2 separate regions of the Homo sapiens genome follow, and region 1 is linked to region 2. A link is an interaction called in ENCODE POLR2A ChIA-PET data of the cell type or tissue named here. Cell type or tissue: B cell. All regions are shown on one strand. Region 1 overlaps GATAD2A (GATA zinc finger domain containing 2A). Region 2 overlaps PBX4 (PBX homeobox 4).

Evidence for each region. ChIA-PET counts read pairs that join two places held together with the same protein. Peaks named below come from ENCODE experiments on the same cell type or tissue, not always from the same donor. Only the 100,000 strongest peaks of a DNase experiment are listed, where the experiment ranks them.
Region 1: POLR2A ChIA-PET joins it to region 2 with 9 read pairs; 2 of 35 experiments call an interaction of 5 or more read pairs at or near these places.

Annotation. Positions count from the first base shown.
Region 1 is chr19:19,483,825-19,486,324 of GRCh38, reverse strand. The region is part of intron 2 of GATAD2A (GATA zinc finger domain containing 2A); the gene reads right to left. Among named protein-coding and RNA genes, the nearest start is that of TSSK6, 30 kb to the left of the region's middle. RefSeq lists an enhancer at 1,287-2,071. In B cell, no CTCF peak of the experiment used is centred here; a DNase peak (open chromatin) is centred at 1,084; H3K27ac peaks cover 1,042 bases.
Region 2 is chr19:19,567,835-19,570,334 of GRCh38, reverse strand. It overlaps PBX4 (PBX homeobox 4), which reads left to right. Exons shown (of 8, transcript NM_025245.3): 4 at 36-226; 5 at 751-886. Among named protein-coding and RNA genes, the nearest start is that of CILP2, 31 kb to the right of the region's middle. In B cell, no CTCF peak of the experiment used is centred here; no DNase peak of the experiment used is centred here.

The DNA.
Region 1 (2,500 bases), 84 kb after region 2:
AACACTGGGAAGATAAGGGCAGCAAACAGGCCGCCCGTGCCTTCGCCTTGCAGCTCCCAGATGGAAGCAATGGCAAACCTGAAACATCTGCCTGACCTGACAGCTTTCTGAGGAAAGAGTGGGAGCCCATTACAGAGCAGACAATCTCAGTAAACAGGTCCTGAAATGTGACACCTGAACATTCACAAACCCCCCAAGGGCAGACTGGGTCTGCTGGGGGCCTGGCAAGGCTGGGGAGCGCCCACTTCCTCCTCTTGCCTTGATGGAGGTTCCAGGGTTGGGGCTGTGAGTTCAGGAGGAACCAGCGCCACGGACTGATGGACCCCCTTGCACGGTGGGCAGCTGCTTCCCTCGTGCACATAGATGTTGTGCTGCTGGAGGAAAGGGAAACTCACTCACAAGGATTTCTGAATTGTGTGTCATCGTGCGTCTTTGTAAAGCAACAGACCCTGGAAGCCAAATTCCTATTTTTTGAGTCCAAGCGCTTTTGTGGATATGAAGAAGGAGCCCTAATACTCATGGCTGACAAACCCTGTACACCAGACCAAACTCTGCAAGGCCCCCGGCCCATCTCTGCAGTCCTGAGGAGGCCGGAGGCTCTGGCTGCATCTACTCATAGCCCCCGTAGTACTTGACCTGGGCTGGTTTTATGGCTCAATTCCCAAACTACAGAATGCAGAGGAAGTGACGTGGCAGCCTTTTCAGGTGAGGTCACAGAAGCCTTGCAGCTTCTGCCTGAGCCCTCGGAATGCTTGCTCTAGGAGAGCTGAGGTCTGACTGCCCCAAACCACCACGGGATCAGAGGCCCACACTAGCCCCCGCTATAGTGGGGGAGATGGAGACAGGCACAGAGACTGGTCCAGCCAGTCCCAGCTGTTTTGGCCATCACATGTGAGTGATGAAACCACTGGGGACACCCAGCCCAGCTGACATGCAACTGCAAAGACCAGAGGGCCCCAGCAACAGTGCCCAGCTGGGCGGGACCAGCCAACCAGCAGAACTGACAGACTGAAAAACGTCAATACCTCGCTGCTTTAAACCACTAAGCTAATGGAGCCAATGGCCCAGGCTGGCCCCTGGGGAGCTAACCCATATCACTGTAACTCCACTTCCTCCCTCAGATGCTACCCTGGGACAAAGCAGGGAAAGAGAAGGGGGAAAGAAAGGGTTTACCCAAGTAACTACCCACTGAGCCTTAAAGCACCCCCTGACAGAGGGACCAACAGCAGCCTGCACAGAGGCCCCCCAGACAGGTGCAGACTCAAGATGAGAACAGCTCTAGGAAGGTCATGTGGGAGACCAGAGCTGCCCAACAATGAAAGGGGCTGAAGAGGGTCCCATGGAAAAGGAGGAGGCAGTCTGCAGGCTGGGAGGCACCCCAGCTTCAGGCAGCACCTGGAGTGAAGTGAGTCAAGCCAGAAAGCAATTCCTCATGCTTCATCCAGTCTCTCTACCTGCCTTCAAGAAACACTCCTAGAAAAATCCTATGACAGGCTGGGCGCGGTGGCTCACGCCTGTAATCCCAGCACTTTGGGAGGCCGAGGTGGGCGGATCACGAGGTCACGAGATAGAGACCATCCTGGCTAACACAGTGAAACCTCGTCTCTACTAAAAATACAAAAAATTAGCCAGGCGAGGTGGCGGGCGCCTGTAGTCCCAGCTACTCGGGAGGCTGAGGCAGGAGAATGGCATGAACCCCGGGGGGCAGAGCCTGCAGGGAGCCGAGATCGTGCCACTGCGCACTCCAGCCTGGGCGACAGCCAGACTCCGTCTCAAAAAAAAAAAAAAAAAAGAAAAAAAAAAAAAGAAAAAGAAAAATCCTGTGACAGAGAAAAAGGACACAGTTATCAGTTCCCCAAGTTAGTCCTACCACTGAGCAACTTCTTTTTTTAGAGACAGGGTCTCACTCTTGTCAGGCTGGAGTGCAATGGTGTGATCATAGTTCAATGTAGCCTGGAACTCCTGGGCTCCAGTGATCCTCCCATCTTAGCCTCCCAAGCTGCTGGGACCACAGGGAAACACTACCACACCTGGCTAATTTTTTTCAATTTTCAATTTTTGATATTGAGACAGGGTCTCTCACTCTGTTGCCTACGCTGGAGCACAGTGGCACGATCATGGCTCACTGCATTTTTAAAGTTTTTGTACAGGTGGGGTCTCGCTGTGTTGCCCAGGCCAGTCCGGGCAATATCTTGTGTGTCAGGCCCCTGTGTAGTGGGTGTGCTGACATACAATTCTGGCAGCATTCACTGCAACCTGGACGTGGGGGCTGCTCACTGGGACCCCACGCAGTCCTCCCTCCTTTCCCAAGGGGTGGTGTTCACTCAGAGACACTCAGCTGATAGAAAGAGAGCTCTGTTGTCTAGACACAGGCTGTGCCCCAAAACTGAGGAACTAGGCCGGGTGTGGTGGCTAACACCTGTAATTCCAGCACTTTGGGAGGCCGAGGCGGGCGGATCACGAGGTCAAGAGATCGAGACCATCCTGGCTAACATGGTGA
Region 2 (2,500 bases):
AGTCACAGGCCGGCGTGTCTGTGCTCCCACCCCAGGCCTGTCGTGAGTTCACCACGCACGTCACCAACCTCCTCCAGGAGCAGAGCAGGATGAGGCCTGTCTCCCCTAAGGAGATTGAGCGCATGGTCGGCGCCATTCACGGCAAGTTCAGCGCCATCCAGATGCAGTTGAAGCAGAGCACCTGTGAGGCAGTGATGACCCTGCGTTCGCGGCTGCTCGATGCCAGGTCAGGGCCTGTACGTACCCAAAACCTCAAGGGCCGGCTCTGAGGGACTGGAGGGAAATAGTGCTGGCTTGGGTTGAAGACAGCCCTGGAGGCTGTGTCTGCAGTCACGGTTGGAGGCCTCACAGCCTCTTGGGAAGAAGGCCTGAAGTATTGCTGTTTTCATTTTTATTTTATTTTGTATTTATTTATTTATTTATTTGAGACGGAGTCTCACTCTGGTGCCCAGGCTGGAGTGCAGTGGTGCGATCTCCACTCACCACAACCTCCGCCTCCCAGGTTCAAGCGATTCTACTGCTTCAGCCTCCCGAGTAGCTGGGATTACAGGCTCCCGCCACCATGCCCAGCTAATTTTTGTGTTTTTAGTAGAAACGGGGTTTCACTATGTTGACCACGCTGGTCTCGAACTCCTGACCTCAAGTGATTGCTGTTTTCAGAACTACTGGAAAATCATACTCAGAACTAGAGGTGGGGGTGGTACTGGAGTCCCAGCATATTAATGCCTACGAAGGCGGCTGTTTTTGCAGGCGCAAGCGGCGGAATTTCAGCAAGCAGGCGACGGAAGTGCTGAATGAGTATTTTTACTCCCATCTGAACAACCCTTACCCCAGCGAAGAAGCCAAAGAAGAGCTGGCCAGGAAGGGCGGCCTCACCATCTCCCAGGTGACGTTCTCTCCTGCCACGTCTCGCCACGCCTGGGAGGAGTGGATGACTAGGTCCCATGAGGACACCCAGGGAAGTTTGTTAAATGTGTGCAGAGGCCAGGCATGGCTGCTGGAATCCCAGCACTTTGGGAGGATGAGGTAGGAGGGTCGCTTGAGGCCAGGAGTTCGAGACCAGCCTGGGCAACATAGTGAGACACTGTCTCTACAAAAAATTTAAAAAATTAGCTGGGCTTGGTGGTGTGCACCTGTGGTCTCAGCTCCTTCGGATGCTGAGGTGGAAGGATCACTTGAGCCCAGGAGGGTGAGGCTGCAGTGAGCTATGATGGCGCCACTGCATTCCAGCCTGGGTGACAGAGTGAGATCCTATCTCTGAAAAACAAAAAAAGTGTGGAACAGGAGCCAAGTCTCCAGGCTCTGAGTCAGCCAGGCCAGCTCAGATCCAGGCTCTGCATTACAAATGTGGGACTCCAGCGCTCTCCCCGTTCATCTGTGAGGCAGGGGTGCAAGTGTACCCACAGAGAGACCTGAGGACTTCCTGAGCGATGCAGATGGAATGCGAGGTCCCAGAGGTGATGCTGTGGAGTGTGAGCTCCCTGAGGGACACAGACGGAGTGTGAGCTCCCTGAGGGTTACAGACAGAGTGTGAACTCCCTGAGGGATACAGACAGAGTATGAGCTCCCTGAGGGATACAGATGGAGTGTGAGCTCCCTGAGGGATACAGACAGAGTGTGAGCTCCCTGAGGGTTACAGACAGAGTATGAGCTCCCTGAGGGATACAGACGGAGTGTGAGCTTCCTGAGGGATACAGATGGAGTGTGAGCTCCTTGAGGGATACAGATGGAGTGTGAGTTCCCTGAGGGATACAGATGGAGTGTGAGCTCCTTGAGGGATACAGATGGAGTGTGAGTTCCCTGAGGGATACAGATGGAGTGTGAGCTCCTTGAGGGATACAGATGGAGTGTGAGTTCCCTGAGGTGACTGAGGTGGAGTGTGAGCTCCCTGAGGGATACAGATGGAGTGTGAGCTCCCTGAGGGATACAGATGGAGTGTGAGCTCCCTGAGGGATACTGATAGAGTGTGAGCTCCCTGAGGGATACAGATGGAGTGTGAGCTCCCTGAGGGATACTGATAGAGTGTGAGCTCCCTGAGGGATACAGATGGAGTGTGAGCTCCCTGAGGGTTACAGATGGAGTGTGAGCTCCCTGAGGGATACAGATGGAGTGTGAGCTCCCTGAGGGATACTGGTAGAGTGTGAGCTCCCTGAGGGATACAGATGGAGTGTGAGCTCCCTGAGGGTTACAGATGGAGTGTGAGCTCCCTGAGGGATACAGATGGAGTGTGAGCTCCCTGAGGGTTACAGATAGAGTGTGAGCTCCCTGAGGGATACTGATGGAATGTGAGCTCCCTGAGGGATAAAGATGGAGTGTGAGTTCCCTGAGGTGATTGAGGTGGAGTGTGAGCTCCCTGAGGGACAGAGATGGAGTGTGAGCTCCCTGAGAGATACAGATGGAGTGTGAGCTGCCTGAGGGATACAGGTGGGGTGTGAGCTCCCTGAGGGATACAGATGGAGTGTGAGCTCCCTGAGGTGATTGAGATGGAGTGTGAGTTCCC